6 separate regions of the Homo sapiens genome follow, and all the other regions are linked to region 3. A link is a contact called in ENCODE Hi-C or POLR2A ChIA-PET data. All regions are on one chromosome and are shown on one strand. Each heading gives the region's core, a stretch centred on a gene start or an enhancer-like site at or near the end of the contact. The rest is flanking DNA. Distances are from core to core; before and after follow the strand shown.

Region 1 (3,354 bases), core at 113-2,612, 5.7 Mb before region 3:
GCTTATTTCTCCATGCTTATCCTAAAAATGTTGTGCCCAAATAGTTCTAAGCTCTCGAGATTTATTCCCACTCAGAAAGAAATGGTCTTTCAAGACCCACTAACAAAATGTTTCAAAAGGATTTAAAAAGGTAAAATTAGTTTACTTAAGTATAAAGGCAAAAAAAAAAAAAAGCTCTAGCCTGCATTCAGAGATTGATACAATTTTAGGAAAAAAAGGCATCCTAAAGCTACTCTACACGGTAGATGGTTTAAATATATTAAAACAAAGAGCTCACGCATAGAAAAAATCTGCTAACATACAACCATCACTCTCCTGTTTTGAAGACACGGGAAAAAAAAAAAAAACCTGTGTTGTTCAGACAGGATTTACTTTCCCCAAAGAAGCAAATTTGTAAGGAAGAAAACCTCTGTAATTAAAAAGGAATCCGGGAGGAACCAACCTTTTTAAGGGCCTTTTCACTGTCCAAATTCAAGTGCATTTTCTTGTACAATGTACTTCTGTGATTAACTCACCGCTACACGTTTAAGCAACCCACACCCACACTTAACACTCAGTCGCACTCTTCCGACCGGTCGGGGTGGCAGCGTGGACGAGTCACAAGATAGCGGCGGGAGTGGAAATTTCCTCTCCCCTGGAGTGGGGCAGGGTCTGGCTTCTCCGAACCGCTCAGCGGGCCGGGCGCCTCCGCCAGGGCCTCTCGGGCCGGAGCGCTCCGTACAAAGGAGGCCCGGGGGCTCGGCTCCTGCACTCTCGGGGCCCGGCTTCGGGCAGGGGTCCCCGGCTTCCGGCGCCGCGCCGGGCGGGAGGCCCGGGCAGCACGTGCGCCCCGCTCCCAGCAGGGAGGGAGGAACCAGCGCGGCCCGGCCGGGCTGCCCGCGGGCCCCGCTGCTTCGGGAGCGAGCTGCGGCCAGTCCGGCCGGCCCGGGGAGCAATGAATGGGGCCGCACTGCGCCGCCGCCGCCCGGGTTAGGGTCGGGCGGTCGGGAGCCCCGGCGCTGGGAGCCGCCTCCCGCCTTTCCGTTCCCACCAGACCGCGCCCGGCGCCCCCGGGACCGAGGCCGGCCCCGGACGCCCAGCTGCTGCCCGCTCACCCCAGCTCTTGGCGGTGCGCCCCAGGAATTCTCCGGTGGTCGGGTTGTAGATGAAGAGCTTCCACTCGGCCAGGCTCTGGTTGAGGGACTTCTTCTCGTTCTTCGTCATGGTGTGCGCGCGGACGGCGAGAGGAGCTGCGGCCGCGGGGATGGAGGCGGCGAGGGCTGCGGAGGCGCGTCCCGGCTCCGGCGGCGCAGCCCGGAGACGGCAGTGAAGGGTGGGACGGCCGAGAACACCTCCTCGTTACGGGGAGTACTCGAGCCGACTGCGCCGCGCCGCGCCGGGCGGCCGCTTGGGCCGCGGGAGCCTGACGTCTCCGCCCGCCGCAGCCAATCCCCGCGCCGCTCGGCCCGCGCCGCTGCCGCCTCCCGCCAGCGGCCGGGGCGCTGCCTGAGGCGGCGAGGGCGCCCCACCCCGCCCCGGCCCCGCCCCGCAGTAGCCTCGGGGGCTCCCTCAGCCTGGGTCAGAGGAAGCGAGAAGAAAGTCTAAAAATCCGAAGGTTTAGTCGCACGCACGTTTATAATAATAGCAAAAGGCGGGCGTCCCCGCGCCGCAGGTTGCTTAGGAGGAGGACTGGGTTTCCTGGGCGTTCCTGGGCGCCGGGGCGCTGAGAAGATGCTACCCGCGGCGGGCGGGTGCGGAGAGCACGAAAACGACTCCAGTCGGCCCGCGGCTTCCTCTCTGAGGGAACTTAATCGTCCCCTCCCCGAACTGCCTCCCCGACCGTCCCCAGGCGTTCTCTGGGCTCTGTGACGTTCCTACAGGACGCTCTCTGGGCTCTGTGACGTTCCTACAGGACGCTCTCTGGGCTCTGTGACGTTCCTACAGGACGCTCTCTGGGCTCTGTGACGTTCCTACAGGACGCTCTGCGGGGGATCGCGCGGGGCTCCCACAATGTACACGGTGCACTGCTGTTCTGAGAACGTCCTCGCTTGGCTCCCTTGAAGGGTTCAACCGGGAGCCTCGGGTCAATGGGAATTCCGTTCTAAATATGCCAGTGAATGGAGTATAATTTTTCTCGGGATTCAGTTGAATTTATCAATGAAATCTAAATACGTGCTTTCCCAAGGGTCCTGGCAACTGAAAGCTCCCAGCTTTTGCCCAGACGCTCCTACTCTTAACCCACAGGAAAGGAACACTCGTTGGAGGGTCCACGCCTGTGTAGTGTCGCCGGCTTTTCATCTCCCCTGTAGAGATCGCGGCCCTTGGGCGGAGCTGAGGGTGCCGGTAGCGTTTTCCTCCGCGAGATGGAGCTGACGAGTACGGGAGGGGGGGTGCCCTCAGACTCAGCGACAGGATAAAAGACTTTATAGGAATTTGCACAGAAGGTGCGGGGTGGGGGAGGTTGTTGTTGTTGTTGTTTATTTATTTATTTTTAGAAAAAAGCTCTGCCTCCGTTTTATTAGCAAATAAAAATTATGGAGAAATGTAATAGCCATCTTATTGTTTGGAGTGATGAATTATAATCTGTCTGGAAGTTTAAACAGCCTGCAAATGGATGAATTTTCCTTTTTCCTCACTTTTCTTACCAAAGCAAGAAATAATGAATTATACCTCCCACAAATGGAAAAGTGGTAAAATATATTCCTATAAAGTGCTTTTTTCACGCTTAAAAAAGCTAAATTTATAATTATGACATTGAAAATAACCAAAATCCATTTACGTTTTGAGCTAATGACACCAAAAGATTTGTAGAAGCATGTTGGAGAGTTTGGCATGAAATGAGTATTAGAAATAGCAAAGCACCATGCAAGCAGACTGGAATGCACTTCTTTAAATCATAGGCAAGATTGAAAGAACTAAAGAATGTTACCTGCCGGGCGCGGTGGCTCACGCCTATAATCCCAGCACTTTGGGAGGCCGAGGCAGGCGGATCAGGAGGTCAGGATCGAGACCATCCTGGCTAACGCGGTGAAACCCCGTCTCTACTAAAAATACAAAAAAATTAGCCGGGCGTGGTAGCGGGCGCCTGTAGTCCCGGCTGCTCGGGAGGCTGAGGCAGGAGAATGGGGTGAACCCAGGAAGCGGAGCTTGCAGTGAGCCGAGATCCCGCCACTGTACTCCAGCCTGGGCGACAGAGCAAGACTCCGTCTCAAAAAAAAAAAAAAAAAAAAAAAAAAAAAAAAAAAAGAATGGAAGTAGTTAACTATTTTCAACTCATTACAAATATAACTACAGGTTAGAGGAAACCTAAAATACTGGTAGAGTTGATAACAGGCTTTTTCATTTAGGTAAGAAAGAAAGATATTTAGAATGAAA
Region 2 (3,030 bases), core at 142-2,641, 6.3 Mb before region 3:
ATGAAATTATGTAAAAGAATATGTTAATAATCTAAAAGTAATGCATTTGGTATGAATCTGTGGTTGTATCTGTTCAATTCTAAAGTACAACATAAATTTACGTTCTCAGCAACTGTTATTTCTCTCTGATCATTAATTATATGTAAAATAATATACATTCAGTTATTAAGAAATAAACTGCTTTCTTAATACATACTGTGCATTATAATTGGAGAAATAGAATATCATGTGTTCTTATGGTCAAAAACTATATTTGCAAGAAACAAGCAAGTCTAATTTCATTTTACAACTTCTATTGATTTCCTTTTAAAAGTCCTAGCTATTGTAAGGATTCACTTGAAGAACAAAATTATATGGAATAAATACTGTGGGCAAGGCGTTGTGCCAGACTTGTGCATAGAGCTACCCTCTCCTGCCCTCCAGGAAGTGACAGTCTAGTAAGAGAGATATATAAATATAAATAGCATATCATTAAGTTCACTTAATAAAACTTTGTTTTAAAGTGTGATAGGGAAAAAATATAAGCCAAGAAGCGTGAATGTGAAAACGAAATAAACATTCTGTAATTTGTGTGATGCTGCCATACTGCAGTCCCAGAATGCAGAATCCAGTGGTCATGAAAGACAGCGATACTTAACATTTCCTGAGATCTTAAAATCCAAAAAGTATTAAATGTTTAAGGTTTTTCTGTAAGTTTTCATCCAGAAGACTTAAATACAAAGTAACGGGTTAATACATTCAAATAAGTGGAAAACTCTTACATTTAAAACTGATAATTTCACTTAAGTTGATAGAACTCTCCTTTGCTGTGCGGTTGAAAGTGTGATGGGGAAAAATATGATAAACCCGGATGCAAGAATGTCAAAACTAAACATTAAATGATTTCGTATCCAAGGTCTTATGTTAACAGTTGCGGGGGGCGGGTACATGGGAAATTTTTTTGAACAATTTGGAAAAGAACGTTTTTAAACGTATGTATTAAGAAACGTAAGTTTAAATTCCTCAGAGAAAAAAAATTATTGACAAAACAACAAACTAAGCCAAGTAAATCACCAGATCTTTCGAAATCTGAATGAAAAATACTGAGATTAGCAACCCTAGGAGACAAGCGGAACAAAAATCAGTGTTCGATACCCTTCCCACACCTTCGTACGGTTTTCATGCCACTTCCAAATCCACTTAGAAAGCACAACTCTATCATGGGGCATTTTCGCCCCTAAGTTGCAACACACCAGCAAACCTCCGCAGATTCCCTGACCGCCACTGGACAGTACCGCGGCCCCGGCCGCGCGAGGCCCGGAGGGCTAAGCCCCGCCCCTCGGACGGCCTCGGATCCTGCCGCTCTAGGCCCGCCGGGCGCTCTCTATGGTCGGCCGGGCGGTGTGTTGTCATCCGCGGAGCGACGACCGGAGGCTGCGGCGGAGCCCCGGCGGGGCGTTTGGTTTCGGTTTGGCCCTGACTGGGATTAGTGTTGACGATCGAAATGGGAGTCCCCAAGTTTTACAGATGGATCTCAGAGCGGTATCCCTGTCTCAGCGAAGTGGTGAAAGAGCATCAGGTGGGTGAGCGAGGGGCAACGGCTCAGAAAGCCGAGGACCCGGGGCTCCGCGGCCCTCTCCACCTTAGAGCTGGGGCTTTCGAGCCACCTCTTTCCCCTCGTCGTCTGGACGATTAGTGGCATTAGGGAGGGGGACGGAAGGTTTGAGGACGCCCGGATGAGCCGAAAGGGGCTAAGGACGCAGGTTGCCTGTGTGTGGACAGAGCCGCTGGGTTCACGGCTTCTCTGACAGCTCTTGCTTCTGCTGGTCCTTCCGCGACTCCGAAATGAAGTCCTGGGAAAGAACGCTTTTACTGTTCTCCGGTTTCCTCCCGGGGAGCTGCAAGTTGCCTTTTTCCTTACAGAGGCTGCGAAGCTGGAGTGGGTGTCCTCGTAGGTTCCCCCATCCCACCCAGAGCGGCAGACCCACTTACAGACGATAACAGCCGCTTCCGCACGCAGTCACCTTGTTTACTTTCCCTGATCTAGAGCGCGGCCCACCCGGCCCCCGGAGCCTAGACTTTCCGACGTGGCTGATGGTCATATTGGTGATGCCTTTTGTTACTTTCTGTTATTTCAAAAGCAGCACCAATCCCCTGTTGCCAAAACAAAAAACTCTTGGGCCAGCTGGGGAGTGGGGCGTAGGACCTTTTATTTGGAGGCCTCACTGTGTGACAGAGGGGGTTGGGAAACGAATTGATAGAACATTAATACTACTAATAATATTTGGCATGTACTGACCCCAGGACAACGTTAATGTGTAGATTCCGAAAACGTAGTTTATATATTGGAACTGTGGAAAGAGAGGAGAAAGCAGTCGTCTATTAGGTAAACTAGACTTTGGGTGATACTTTGGTGTTTGTCACATTTAATGAATTTGATCTCTTTTCTGATGCTTTACAGAAAAAAAGCTTGAAATTTGTGTAGCTGATTGAATCAGTTGTGATGGGTAGTATTGTAAATAGCCTATTAAATTATGGTTTAATCGGCATTTACGAACATGAAGGTAGTTTACTTCTGGAAAGGAGTTTTTGTTGCTGGATTCCAATCAGATTTGGTAGATGAGAAATAGACTACAAAAAGTTTCCAAGGTTAGCTTATCTTGAATTTATTTGAAACATAGATTGAGTTAGGTTTAGAGAGGTATTTTTTTCCCCCGGGGAGGGCTAAAAAGGAAACCAGTACATTGCAGAAATGGAGACAACCAACTTTGGCTTTTCTTGCATCCTTCAGTCAGTACCTGCTATATATCAGTCACTTTATCTCTAAAGTGCAAAAATAATGCGATTGTTATTCGTGATGATTTAATACATAATTTGTTCAGTAATATTTTTATTCTGTAGTCTGTGGCACAGAATTTGGTTTGGTGAAAATATCTTAGATTCTCTCCATCCTGAGGAATTTTGTTACTGAAGAATGAAAATCTCTTTAATGCAGTTTTATGACATGGACACTAAGGATAGGTTTTGTGAAAGCTTTATATAGAAACTGGG
Region 3 (3,146 bases), core at 286-2,785:
TTAATATTTAAGTGTTGATAATATGGTAGGTCTTGTGAAAAAAAAACCTGTCTTCAAATGGTAATAGAAATTATAAATCGAGATTATATGTGTTCCCTTGATATCTTAACTATTCCTACTCACCTCAAGTGGCAGCTTGTAACTAACACGTACCACATTTACATGTTCCATATACGTGCCTGTGTACATATGTAACATGTGCCACAATAGATTTACACGCATCATAATTTTCACTTTGCAAACGTATAGAGTACCTACTGTGCATGAAAAATTATGCTGAGGAGCTTTGGTGTGTACAGAGATAAGAAATGCTTCCTATGGCCTGTTACTATTTGTGCTACTCAAAAAAAGGTTTTGTACTTTGAGATGGGAGGGAAGTCATCTACTAAGTCAGGCTTTTGTTTATTTATATCCCAGTGCCCTTGATCTCCTGCAAAAACAAAAGGCAAAAGCTTGTTTTAAAAAACAAAACATTTGCAAGGATTTGGGTTTGTTCTAGAGCAAGATCACGCATTCTTCAAGACATCTGTTCACACAGAAGAGCTAGGTCTTTTAAAAAAGCTAGGTCTTTCAAAAAAAAAAAAAAGGAGTTCGTTTTGTTTTTAAAACAGGACTCTGTTCCGGTGAGAGCTCGGTGAAGTCCTGATCGGCACCCATGAAGGTGAGGCCGCACGAGTCCAAGGGCCAGAGGCCGTGGGAACAGCGCGGGTCCGACGGGTAGGAGGGGGCAGTGGGTTCGAGCCTCCACGCTTACATACAGCCTGCCAGGGCCTTAGAGCCCTCTGACTGCGAACCACCGCAGAGAGGTGCGGAACGCGGCCCCGACCCGGCAAAAGCCGTCCGCACGCCTGCTGGGCGCGCAGCCACGTTGACTACTGCAGCCTTCCCGGCTCGGCGAGAGCCTGCCAGCCAGCCGAGGCTGCGCCCTTTCCGCGGTCGGGATGAGCGGTTCCAGGAGAAAGGCCGCGAGGGCGGGGCTTGGGGCCTGGCGCGGCTATTTCCTCACACCGCGGTCAGTCAGGACGAGAGGCCGCGTTCAGGCCAGTGCAGAGCGCCACATGGCGCTACCAAGTCGGGCCCCGGCGTTGGCGGGCACAGAAGCAGTGTAATGCGGGAAGCCTGCAGCCCACACTGGGGAAGGATGTGCCAGCTAACGAATGTTTCACCACAGCCCACATGCCTGGGAGAGGGAATTTGAGAGCACGTGGGGGAGGGGCGAAGAGAGCTGTCGGCTCGCAGAGAGCATGCTCCATTCTGAGAGTCGAAGTGGAGAGCCAGGCATGCGCAGTGAGCCCAGGGTGGGTTGGCAGCGGTGAGGGACTGGCGCGAGCAGGCTGATGTGTTTATCCGGTTTTCTGGGTGGGCGGTCAAAGCGCACGCGGAAGGGCGAAAGGCGGCGGAGCTAGGTAGCAGCTTGCGCATGCGTGGAGTGAGCCGGTAGCTCTGGGAGGCTGTGGAGGGGGTTGTTAGAGGAGAAGCAAGGGAAAAGGGAAGCGAAGGGAGAGGAAAGGGGGGAGGGGTGAGAGTGTGCTCTGCGCATGCGTGCGAGCGCTAGCGACGACGGCGGCGGGGGAGTCTCGGGGATGACAGTGGCTTTGCCCGTTGGGGTAACGGTCGTCGTCGCCGCCAGCAGAGGCCTGAGGCGCCACACAGCCCGCGGGATCCATTAAGGCCGCAGCAGCCCGGGCCCTACCGAGCTGGAGTGGCGCGTGGAGTCGGGGTGAGGGCGGCGAGGCACGGGGGAGGGGCCTGCGGCGGGGCCTTGCTGTGTGCGCTGGGCGGCGGCGGGGCCTGGCGGTGTGAGCGCTTGCCTTCCGCGGCCGGGGAGTGCTGAGGGCGGCGGCGGCCGTCGTGCTCGGCGGAGGAGTCGTCTGTGTGTGTGGCGCCGAAAAAATGGCCGGGCAGTGAGGGGGCGGCGCTTGAGTCTGGTGACCCCGGAGTGTGCGACTGAGGCGCGAGGGGCGCCGCCGCGGCCCGGCCGGGCTTGCCCCCCGCCCCCTCCCGCCCGCCGGCGGCGGCCCGCGCACTTCCTCCCCGGCCTTCCCCTCCGGGTTGAGGACTCCCGCCCGCCTCGCCACCTCGGGGAACTGCGGGCTGCAACCCACGGGGCGGAGAGCCAGGGCGCAGTCTGGGCCCCGCGTCCGATATGGAGAGCGCGGCGGCGGCGTCCGCCAGCCGCAACATCAACCTTCGTCGCCGCCGCGGCGTCTTGCACTAGATCCGGGAAGCCGCTGCCCGACCGTCGTCCTTGCCGTCGCCGCCGCCTCCGCGCCCTGTACTGGGATGGAGTAAGAGGCCCTGCAGCCCGGGAGAAGCGTGCCGCGCCTCAGACGGGGCCGGGGCCTGCTCCCGCGCCTGCCAGCTCGACTTGAGGAGGCGCCTCCGTGTCCGGAGATGGAGCTCGAGTGCAGGCCGCCTGCCGAGCCGCGGGGCTAGACTGAGCTCCGAGTCCCGCCCCGAGCGCCCAAGCCGCCGCGTTCTGCGCTCTGTGGTCGCTCCGGACGAACTCGAACGCTGGTTTCTCTCTCATATTTTTGGTCTGGAAGTCTCAGGGACGGAGGGGCGCCAAGGCCCCATGTGTGGGAGGATTGTTTCAGCTCCACAAACTTGCACGGATTTTGGTTACTTGTTTGGCCAATGGTTCGGCTCTGATTTCTTCCGAATTGTTGCAAATTCGCCATCGTTCCCTGGCTGCTTACTAAGTTGGATCCGGAATTTCTTTTCAACCGGGAGCCATTGGTGTCGAAGTGTCTGCAATGAACCCCGTGAATGCTACTGCTCTCTACATTTCCGCGAGCCGCCTAGTGCTCAACTACGACCCCGGAGACCCCAAGGCGTTTACTGAGATTAACAGGCTCTTGCCTTACTTCCGACAGTCCCTTTCGTGCTGTGTTTGCGGTGAGACGCTTTTTATTGTTCCCTTTTCAATGCTTGTTTTTAAAAGCCTTCTGGGCAGTGGTAACGTGAGCGGGTTGACGGCCTGGTGGTTGGTATTAAGCTTTTGTTATTTGTGCAGCGCTGTACGGTCATTAGTTTTGAAACTTGCTGAGGGACTTTTGCCCGGCGTTTCAGAAAGGCAGAGAACCCTTTCATACCGCTTTGTGCAGCGGCGTTAACGTTCAAAATGGTTTAATTCGCCTCGGTTC
Region 4 (2,969 bases), core at 296-2,795, 5.5 Mb before region 3:
TTGCCTAGGCTGGTCTCAAACTCCTGGGCTCAAGTGATCCATGTAAAATAAGTGGGTCATGTCTAATATCAAGGTCTTTCAAAAGAGAAAGATAAAAATATCTGAATCCAATTGTTGTAAATCCTCTTTGAAACAAGCCCTTAGGAATAAAAGACAAAAGAGCATAAACTGCGAAATCTCTTGATTCTGGTATGTTTACAGTCTCACCCCCCTTAAGGTGAGCAATTCTCTGTATGTTCTCCAATTCTCTCATTTTTCAAGACAAGTCACAGTTTTCAAACGATAGAAATGTCCGTTTTCTTTAACTACCCTCAATAAAGAATTCCACTGAAGAGGGTCTCATAGTAATTTTAAATGCCCTATCTGAAAATACAACTTGCATTTAAATAGCACCTGCTTTTCAAAGTGGTCTGAGTTCTTAGAACCATATAAAATATAACAAGATTAAGCTGTTCTGAAAAGTTTCACTTGGTCTAATATTTTAACTCAAAATATCACAGAAAGAAGACATATTTGTAAGAGGGTTCTCCACAAAGGCATGACTCAGAGCAGCACAGTATCTTCTCCAGGAAATGGCATCCAATATGGAGAGGGGGGTGTGATGGAGGTGAAGTTTTACGTTTCTGAAAAAAGGGCTTACAATTCTTCAGCTTCCATGAAACTTAGATATTCTTGAACCACACTGTTCCCTTCAAGCCACGCTAGTGCTATCTGACCCGTCTTAAATCAATCCAGATTTAAAAGCCATTCGAAGAGCGGCGGTAAGCTAATCCGGAAATGCAATGGCTATGAACACTTTCCTGCGTCCCTCGAGGAGAACTAAGGGTGTCGTTTTGTGGAAGATGACTCTGGAGCATCACTTTGGTGGTGACCAAGACTATTAAAGTTCACTGCTGAATCACGGCCTTTACCCTGACCACCTTGTGTTGAGCTTTTAGAGGTGGGGCTGGGGCTGGACACACAAACCGAAGTGTTTCCTGCTAGTTCCCAACAATCACCCGGTTTTACTTTCTTGGTCACACCCATCACTACCTGAAATTACCTTGTTTAACTCCGTTTATTGCCCGTCTCTCTCCCTAGAACACCAACCACCCGGCGCAGGGCGCCTGTTGCACAACCCCGCAGCCCCAGGCGGCGGCCGCAGCCCTCAGGAGCCGCAGCAGGAGCGTGGCTCCGCGTTCCTCCGGCGCCGGGGCAGGGCGACCTCCACCCACTCTCCCAGGCAGGGCACTTTCCGAGGCTTCTGACGGACGCCCGTCCCTTCCCAACCCCGAGGTCGGCTCCCGGAGGCCGCAGGGCGGCCCTGGACTCGCGTGCAGCGCTTACCCATCACCTGGACCCTGCAGATGGCGCACGTATCGCACTCCACGTCCCAGCTCCACATGGCCACCGCGTTCCACTTCTTGAGGGAGAACATCTTGTCGCCTCCCGACTTGGAGCCTGAGCTCCCGGAGTGAGAGGCCAGGGCGCAGGTTTCCTCTCCGTCTTCCACGTCGGCCATGGCGGCGCCGCGGAGCCGACGGCGGAGACGTTGGCTTGGGGAAGGCGGAAGGCTAGGGCGGCTCTGTGGAGCCGCCCGACGGGCCACAGCGCCGCCCGCAGGCCGCCAGCCACCGTGGTGCCTAGACCCCGGCTGCCCACGATTGGCTGGCGCGGCACAGTGACGTCACCTGACGCCAGCGCCAGGGGGGCGGGCAGGCCCCGCCCTCGCCGTCCTAGGCCAACTGAGAGGGCTCGGGCCCTTATGGGGCGACGCCGCTGAATCTGCCTGCTGCGCTGCGGGGTGTTACGTCTGAGCAGGCGCACAGATTGTGCAGGGATATGTGTCCTGCTTTACGGCTTCATTAAACCTACTGCTCTCAGAAATTATCTTGTTAATTTATTCGTTTGTCTCTTCCCTCCCAAATGTAAAACTCTATCAGAGCAGGAAACATGTTGCTATCACCACATTATCCTCCGTATCTGCAAAATGCCTGGCCACAGGAGGCACAATTATTTGTTGAGTGAATAAATGATCTTAAAGATCTAGAAATCTGGTTCAGTGATTCTCAAAACTTTTTGGTCCCAGGACTCCTTTTCACTTAAAAATTATTAGGACCTTAAAGAACTTTTATTTATGTAGGAAATGTGTAAATATATATATATATACACACACACATATTATGTATGAATATATATACACATATACAATGAATATATGTATATTCATATATACATACATTTCCTGTATATGTATACACACATATGTAGAGATTAATGTTTGCTTTTGAAGAAATTAAAACATTTTAAAATGTATTCATTAAAAATCACAGTAGTAACCTCATTACAGGTTATCATTAGAGGGATGACTTCACATACCATGTAGTTGCTAGAAACTCCGGTGTACACTCGTAGAATGAGAGTGAAAAGAGAGAAATAGCTCTAAATATTGTTAGGCAACTAGTTTGCCCTCTTTTGACCGCTAAAAGAGGTCGGGATCCCAGGAGTCCCGGTGTGTGGCGACACAACCCACACTTATTTTTCAGGCCCCGCTCCCTCAGCTGCACAGTCTCCATTCCTTCTGCTCAGTACATTTGAGCTAGTTTAACTTCCTCTTTTTATATGTAGGACTAATGAGGTCTGAAGAAGTGAAATGACAAAGATCACATCGTTATTATAGTAGTGCTTCTACGGCTAGCCCACCATCACATGTGTTTCCAAGAAAGCCGGTATCTCCATTGAAAAGAAAACAGAAGCACAGCCAGCCTAAGGAGATGCCTGACCCCACCATCACCTAGTGGTGGACAGCTACTCTGTCAAGTTTGGATTCTGAGCCTCTCCCCATCCCCTCATTTCCTGATACCTGGGCAAAAGCTAACCAGACTAATGGAGCCTGGCAGGGGAAACAAGAATGCATTAATATACAGAAACATAAATATGGACACAGGGTCACATTTGGTTAGATGCAAATGCGTATTTGTTGAGTGGTG
Region 5 (3,183 bases), core at 486-2,985, 5.1 Mb before region 3:
TGCAGAGCAGGACTACCCCATAGGCAGAGAGTAGCTGCTCAGGGCAGTTCTATGGTCATATTTATACCTATTTTTAATTGCATGCAGATTAAGTGTTGGTTTATGCAGAATTTTCTAGGAAAAGGGGAGTAACTTCTGCGTCATCGGGTCATTGCCATGGAAAGAGGCGGGAACTCCCGGGTGTAGCCATGGTTACGGTAAACTGACATGGCACACTGGTGGACATGTCTTATGGAAAGTTGTTTCTGCCTCATCCTTGTTTTAGTTCATCCAGTTACGTCTATTTCTCGACAGGTCCTCTAAGTGGCTCTAAAGGGGAAAGGTGAAAATATGCCATGGGGCCCATTGCTAGGGTCTGAGGGATAAGGCTGGGAGTGGAGGAAGTGAGGAAGAAGGCCGGCCACCTACAGAACTCAGGCATTTGAGAAGATAAGCTGGATGAGCCCAGGCCACAGGAAAATTATCTTCTTGGGAACAGAGGTGGCAGATCAGGAGCCACAGATCTCCCCGCCACCCCCCAGCTACTGTCCACGCCTGTCTCCACCGCCTGAAGCCCCTCCTCCGACAGCCACAGCCAGAAGTAGAAGAGCTGTGGAACTCACATGTAGGGCTCTGTGGGTTTGGCTCTTAGAGTCAAGATGGTCACCGCCTCCAAGCGGCAGATAAGCAATGCAGGACTGGAGATAAGGGCGAGGGACAGACCATCTAGCCACCAGCCTCTACCCCCTAGAGACACCAAGAGGTGGGCAGAGAGCAAGTACTGGCCACAGGCAAAGCCAGAGCAGGCAGAGGGAGTGTATAGAACACCCTTGACATAAGTAACTCCATCTTAGCAAAAGACTCCACTTTACGTTTCAAAAGGCATCATGCCAACAGAGTCCCGATGTTCGCCTAACCAAAAAAGAGTGTATCCAACCAAATACGGGCATAAACAGGCACACTCCTTCACTATCAGTCGTCACCAGAAGACCCCCGTGGCCATAAAAAGAGCAGGACTTCTCTAGCTCTAAATGGCCGTCTTAACAGACCCTATCTTGCTGTCGCCCATGATAAACACCCGGCATCTGCTGCCTAAGGCTTTGCCCACATCAAAGACTCTTCCTTGCAAGACATTGAGGCCAGGACACCTTGTCTCTCCTGGGACTAGTTTGTTAACCCCTTTTCCTATCTATCTCCTTTGCTCTTGATGTTAAATGTTACCCTGCTTGATGTGGAATATTTAATCTACAACATTTAACATGTTGACTAAGTAGACTATTTTGTATGCTTTGCAATACTGACTTGGTGTAGTGGCTGAAGCCTGTGTGCCTATGGCTCTGACTACGGAGTGAGCGAGTGAGCGGGTAGTGTTAGGGGAATTGCCTCCTTGGGAACTCCATGTAGCTCCTGGCTTTTATGACTGGAATAGCATCAGTAAAAGTCTCACCTGGCGGAAAGACACAAACGTGGTGGACCTGGTTCTGTCTGACCCTCCTTGCTCGACTCAACGACAGAGAATGAGCTGGGAATAAGGGCAATGCACAGCCAACAGCGGAAGGGCTGTGGCCAGGCCCCTTCCTTCCTAAGTCCGGGTTTCTCTGGCTCACGAACGACCCCTGGAGGTAGACACCCGGCGACACCGCCCACCGGTCTATCCCTTCAGAAACCCTGTTCCCTGCCCGGTTGGCCCGCCTTCCGCTTTCGAAAGCAGAGGCAGTTCCGGGGTGGGAACCGCGCGGAGCTTTCTGGGAAATGTAGTCCTTGTCAAGAGGCTTCTGGGAGTCGTAGTCCCTACCTGTTCTTCCGGCGCACGGCCTTTCCGTTTTCCTGTTGCGGGTTCTATCGCTCTGCGGCGTGGGAAAGAGGCGTGCGCGTCCTTGCGTGGTCCTGCTTCGACCTGTGGTCTCTCTGGCTTCTGGTCGGGTGGGGAAGGTTTATGGGGTGGAACGTGAGAGACAGGCTTGGGCACTTTTGCGTCTGGCAGTTAGGCAGCAGGTGGTAGTTTCCATGATGGGGACGCAGGGGCAGCGCCAAAGGGCCCCAGAGAACGAGGCATCCAAGGGGGAAGGGGTGTGGGATACGAGCCGACTGAGGGGAGACGCGCCCAAAGCCGGGGACCTCACTACCCCAGAGTCGACCTTGAAAGAGCCCTCGAGTCAGACTGAGGAGATGGGCAGTATCCTCCGACAATGGAAAGCCGTTGTTCGCTTCAGGGGAGACGCGCTGTGACCCAAAAGTCATTTTACCGTCATCACTATTGCTGCAGTTCATTCAGAAGGGTTTTGGGGGAGGCCATTGAAGGCTGAGCAGCAGCCCAGGGAGAGTTGATGGGGGCTGATGGTGGGAGTGGCAGCATGGATTCAGTGGATGATGAGGGATCAGGGAGTGGGGCGAGTTGAGGATTCCCAGTTTTCTGGTGTGGGCTGTAGGCCTGTCTGCAGATACTCTCACCTAGTGGAATTCTTTTCCGTAACCTGTCTTAACTTAATGAGAGGCTTGATGGGTAAATGGTTAAAGATGCACGTGCACATCCCTTCACCAAACCATTCAGATGCTCACACTAAACCCAAAGGCCACTCGTTCACTTATGCACACAGCTCAGTTATACCTACCCTTGTGAACACACCGGTATGTAGTACACACAGCCACATAACAATTCATGATCACATACTCCTGGCATCAAACAAAGGGTAAATATATCCATCTCAGTTTAAACGGCCTCTGCTATCTTGGGCGAAGTGTGACCTCCACACAAGAAGGACCCAGGTTGACTTCCTCAGTCCTCTCTGGAAACTTCAAACAGCTCAGCCTTTATCCTTTCTCTTGGCTACATCCACCTCCTCTAAGGTCCTCTGACTCTTCCTAGTCATCTTCTGCCACTCTGGCTTGATGGGAGGGAGATAGAAATGGGCTTGAATTCAGACAAGGGCTTTGCTTATCTGAAATGTGTTTGCTGAGGTTCTTATTCCCAGAGCAGTAGCTCTGAACATAATATTTCGTGTGTGCTGAATTCTGTTGAGAATCCAAAGAAAGTTGTGAACCCTCTTCCTGGATAAACACACATCTTTACATCCACACTGTTTTGAAAGCAAAATTGAAACCCATATGTCGGGCCCTGGTTAAGAACCTCACCAGAAGATCAGAACATCAGTTTCCTGATTGCCCTCTGTCTTAGCTCATTCAGGCTGCTCTAACAAAATACCT
Region 6 (3,455 bases), core at 533-3,032, 6.4 Mb before region 3:
TAGGTAGTATAATTCATTCATTTTAACTATGAAATTATATTCCACTTTATGACTTTACCCCCTCTTATTTAATCTTTGCTGTAATCTTGTGAGGTAGACATTATTAATCCCATTTTATAAATGAAAAAATGGAAGTATTAAGAGATTAAGTAACTTTACTGAGGTCATATAGTTTCTAGCAGATGGAATGAGAACTTGTGTAGGGCCTGTAACTCCCAATCCCATGTCCTTTCTCCTAAAACATTCAGTGATTCATTCAACAAATGTTTACTGAACACCACCTATGTGCCAGGCACAGTTTTAGGTCCTGGGTATCTGAGAGTGAACAAAATAGACAAGACCTTGCTCTCCAAGAGCTTACACTCTAACTGGAGAGAGACAATAATATAGTATGTCCGGGTGTGGTGGCTCTCACCTCTAATTCTAGTACTTTGGAAGGCTGAGGTGGGAGGAGCGTGTGAGGCCAAGAGTTTGAGACCAGCCTGGGCAACATAGCAAGACCTTGTCTCTACAAAAAATAATTAGCCAGGCGTGGTGGCATGTCTGTAGTCCCAGCTACTCAGGAGGCTGAGGCAGGAGGATCAATTGAGCCCAGGCTGAGGTGAGAGGATCGCTTGAGCCTGGGAGATTGAGGCTGCAGTGAGCTATGATTGCAACATTCATTGCACTAGAACCTGAACAACAGAGTAAGACAATGTATCTAACAAAAAAAAGAGGGTGAGACAGAATGTGTATATATGTTAGTCTATATGAGGCTCTTTGGTGTTAATTTGGCAAACACCTGAAGGAAAAAGGGCAATGACAGAGTGGTGTTCAAGGCAGAGAGTACAGCAAATGCAAAGTTCTTGAGGCAAGAGCATATTTGGCTGTCATTCCATCACTTTTTTCTTTAAGATACTGTATCGGTTAACTATCCTCATGTACCAAAGAACAAATGTAAACATACTGCATGACTTTGAGTGATTAACTACATAACTTTGACATGTCAACAATCTCTTATGGTGGTCATCTTTCCAATAAATTGAGTTGAGCTAGAAAATGTGTATTGCCAAAATCCATTGATTTACTTTAAAAATTAAATCACAGGTTGCGGATGCCCGTAATGGTGGCATTTCCACACACAGTACTGTTGCTGATTTGATGAGACACAAATATATTCCAACCCCATTTTCAAATATTAAAAGTTGGTAGGGTCCTCAACGAAACCTAACAGTGACTTCAAGTTGAAAAAAAATGCTTAAAAGGAAAAAAACAGGGAGAGCCCACCTTTTGGCCTGTATCTCTCAGAAAGAGGGACAAGAGCGGTGGGAACGTGAGGAACTTTTAAAATGTGAGAGCGTTACTCTGGGGAAACCTGGAGTTTACTCTTGGCCTTTACTCGCTGGACTGTCATAGTTCTCACATTTGTGAAGCGAGTCTGGGCTGGCGGCCCTCAAGCCCTATCCTCCCCCGATGCGGAAGTCTTGCTTCTCTGTGCCTCCCAGGCTTGAGAACAGCAGAGTCTGGCCGCTCAAAACGAAAGCTTCACGAACGTCGCTCGCTCGGTGCTGAGAAAGAAGCCTGACGCGACCCGGGAAACTTGACCGACGCACGCCCGCCCGCTTGCCCCGCCCCCTAACGGCTTCCCGGCTTCCCCCGGGTCCTATGCAGAAAAGACGCTGGGCCTGGCAAGCGGGGCCAGTAGCGGCTTCCGGGAGGAGTTTTGGCCTCCACACGGCTCCGTCGGGCGCCGCGCTCTTCCGGCAGCGGTAGCTTTGGAGACGCCGGGAACCCGCGTTGGCGTGGTTGACTAGTGCCTCGCAGCCTCAGCATGGGGGAACATGGCCTGGAGCTGGCTTCCATGATCCCCGCCCTGCGGGAGCTGGGCAGGTAGGGCTAGGCCCAGCCTGGGTCCTGCATCCTCCTCCGCTGATTCCGGCTTGGGTTTCACGTGCTCTCCCCTCCCCTGCTGCGCTATGGCTGGGATCCCCTAAGCCCCCGCTGCGGCCCTTGTGGAGATGCTCCGTGGCTGATTTGGGCGCTTCTCCCTCAGAGTGCCCGTTGATAGCACATGGGGCAGTCGCCACAAACCTGCGGGAAGCCGGTCCGTGGGGGAGAGAGGCGTCTGCCGGCCCTGGTTTACCACTCACCCCGATCGAGAGTTTGCTTCCTGCAGCTGGAGGAAGAGTCCCTGCTGATCGCTTTCTGGTCACTTTTCTACACTCATTTTCTTCTCGAAAATCTTTTTCCTTAGACGAGGGACTTGACCCATCAGTTTCTGTTCTTTGTGATCACTCGTGGAGGAATTGGTTTTTAGCCTTACATTTTGTCCCCAAACTGCCCTTGAAAGAAAATCACCGCTTCTCATTTTCTGCAAGTGACATCACTTGCTGGAAAAGGCAGTTTTTTTCTTTGAAGTGAAGTCATAGTACATACTGAAGATGTGACCTCCCTCGTATTGATCGTCCAGTTCCCGATCCGTTATTTTAGTCAGAAATTGGAGAGATAGACCCCTGGGTCCACAAAATCTCAGCGTGCACAGAGTGTTGCCAAAATTTGGAGACAATTTAATATTTCATTTGCAAATGCATGTTGTCTGTAAACCTCATGAAAACCAGTATCTTACCACAAGGAGGGAGAGGTGTTGATGGCTCTCACACCTCTTCAATACACAGGCAGGCTTCCCTGAACCAGGCCTAAAGACTCGGTAGAGCTTGTTTTGCTTTGTTTGTTTTAATTCTACACTACTGCGAACAAGAAATAAATAAGCTTGTGCTGCTACCGCAGTTAAATTATCATTTGGAATAACTGCTTCCCAATTTCTTAAACTGTTTGAAAACTTTCCACACAAAGTCAAAGCTGACATTAAGCCAATGGGATAGCTACTTCTCTTTCTTTTTGCAGCGCAGTTGTGTTCATTTCCACTGGTTGGCCATCCAAATAATCTAGTCTCAATATATGAATAAAAGGATAAATGAAGGGACCATTCTTGTCGTAACTGCATCACTATTTTTGAGTGTGTGAATTTTTTCCACTTATCTGTGGCAAGTATACTTTGTGTTTAGTTTATAAAATAACCTCTACCTCTCTAAAAGAAGAGGAAGAAAAGTGATCATTGTAGGAAGTTGGTTTACAAATTTCATCTTTCAGGCTCATTGTGAAGCTGAGTATATTTTTGCCACTTTGCTTTAAAGTAGAATTAACTGGTTAATACTTCTCTTCCCTCTTCTGTCTTCCTCCGTGAGTCCTGTTAATAAAAATAATTGGTTCTTGGATTATATATAGTCGGTTTCATCAGTAGAGTTTATGTTACCTTTCATTTATTTGTAGCTATTCCAAGAGAAAGAATAGAAAAACTGACCCACAGAGAGTTGTCTAATAGTTTTTAATTGTCATGGCTTTTTCATTACAACTACTTGAATCAAAAAAGCTAATCAATTTTCATAGTATATCCATGACATAGAATGAAACAAGTG

What was found. A loop is a pair of places that touch in the nucleus more often than their neighbours do. ChIA-PET counts read pairs that join two places held with the same protein, here RNA polymerase II (POLR2A). Pooled maps may share reads with other maps.
Region 1: a loop to region 3 is called in a pooled map, with 11 times the contacts of the local background. The contact joins the promoter of ATP1B3 here to the promoter of MSL2 in region 3. A Hi-C loop is called at or near these places in 9 of 50 pooled maps. POLR2A ChIA-PET finds 5 or more read pairs at or near these places in 2 of 52 experiments (A673 and OCI-LY7).
Region 2: a pooled map shows a loop between it and region 3 (9-fold over the local background). The contact joins the promoter of XRN1 here to the promoter of MSL2 in region 3. A Hi-C loop is called at or near these places in 7 of 50 pooled maps.
Region 4: a loop to region 3 is called in a pooled map, with 9 times the contacts of the local background. The contact joins the promoter of RNF7 here to the promoter of MSL2 in region 3. A Hi-C loop is called at or near these places in 1 of 37 single-sample maps with no recorded cell type and 6 of 50 pooled maps. POLR2A ChIA-PET finds 5 or more read pairs at or near these places in 1 of 52 experiments (activated T-cell).
Region 5: a loop to region 3 is called in a pooled map, with 14 times the contacts of the local background. The contact joins the enhancer-like site here to the promoter of MSL2 in region 3. A Hi-C loop is called at or near these places in 6 of 50 pooled maps. POLR2A ChIA-PET finds 5 or more read pairs at or near these places in 2 of 52 experiments (B cell and activated CD4-positive, alpha-beta T cell).
Region 6: a loop to region 3 is called in a pooled map, with 8 times the contacts of the local background. The contact joins the promoter of ATR here to the promoter of MSL2 in region 3. A Hi-C loop is called at or near these places in 6 of 50 pooled maps.

Annotation. Positions count from the first base shown.
Region 1 is chr3:141,874,651-141,878,004 of GRCh38, reverse strand. It overlaps ATP1B3 (ATPase Na+/K+ transporting subunit beta 3), which reads right to left and starts at 1,362. Exons shown (of 7, transcript NM_001679.4): 1 at 1,095-1,362. The coding sequence starts at 1,203. RefSeq lists silencers at 568-1,137, 1,408-1,537, 2,408-2,467.
Region 2 is chr3:142,446,398-142,449,427 of GRCh38, reverse strand. It overlaps XRN1 (5'-3' exoribonuclease 1), which reads left to right and starts at 1,391. Exons shown (of 41, transcript NM_001282857.2): 1 at 1,391-1,558. The coding sequence starts at 1,484. ATR (ATR checkpoint kinase) reads left to right here. Exons shown (of 47, transcript NM_001184.4): 47 at 1-193. RefSeq lists an enhancer at 1,394-1,673.
Region 3 is chr3:136,194,724-136,197,869 of GRCh38, reverse strand. It overlaps MSL2 (MSL complex subunit 2), which reads left to right and starts at 1,535. Exons shown (of 2, transcript NM_018133.4): 1 at 1,535-2,898. The coding sequence starts at 2,757. RefSeq lists enhancers at 988-1,287, 1,458-1,507, 1,085-1,831, 2,458-2,527, 1,832-2,578 and 2 more and a silencer at 1,728-2,117.
Region 4 is chr3:141,736,874-141,739,842 of GRCh38, reverse strand. It overlaps RNF7 (ring finger protein 7), which reads right to left and starts at 1,545. Exons shown (of 3, transcript NM_014245.5): 1 at 1,327-1,545. The coding sequence starts at 1,501. RefSeq lists enhancers at 394-1,072, 1,273-1,512, 1,073-1,752, 1,863-1,912, 1,953-2,002 and silencers at 1,073-1,252, 1,513-1,772.
Region 5 is chr3:141,310,348-141,313,530 of GRCh38, reverse strand. LOC124909441 (a long non-coding RNA gene) reads right to left here. Exons shown (of 4, transcript XR_007096119.1): 3 at 1,775-1,894. Among named protein-coding and RNA genes, the nearest start is that of ZBTB38, 57 kb to the left of the region's middle. RefSeq lists an enhancer at 1,702-1,891. Within about 2 kb of position 1,735, at least 29 of the 41 ENCODE cell types and tissues checked have a DNase peak (open chromatin) inside an H3K27ac peak, as active enhancers do; they include B cell, where a contact is called at or near this core.
Region 6 is chr3:142,577,060-142,580,514 of GRCh38, reverse strand. ATR (ATR checkpoint kinase) reads left to right here and starts at 1,782. Exons shown (of 47, transcript NM_001184.4): 1 at 1,782-1,869. The coding sequence starts at 1,811. RefSeq lists enhancers at 1,432-1,531, 1,832-1,991.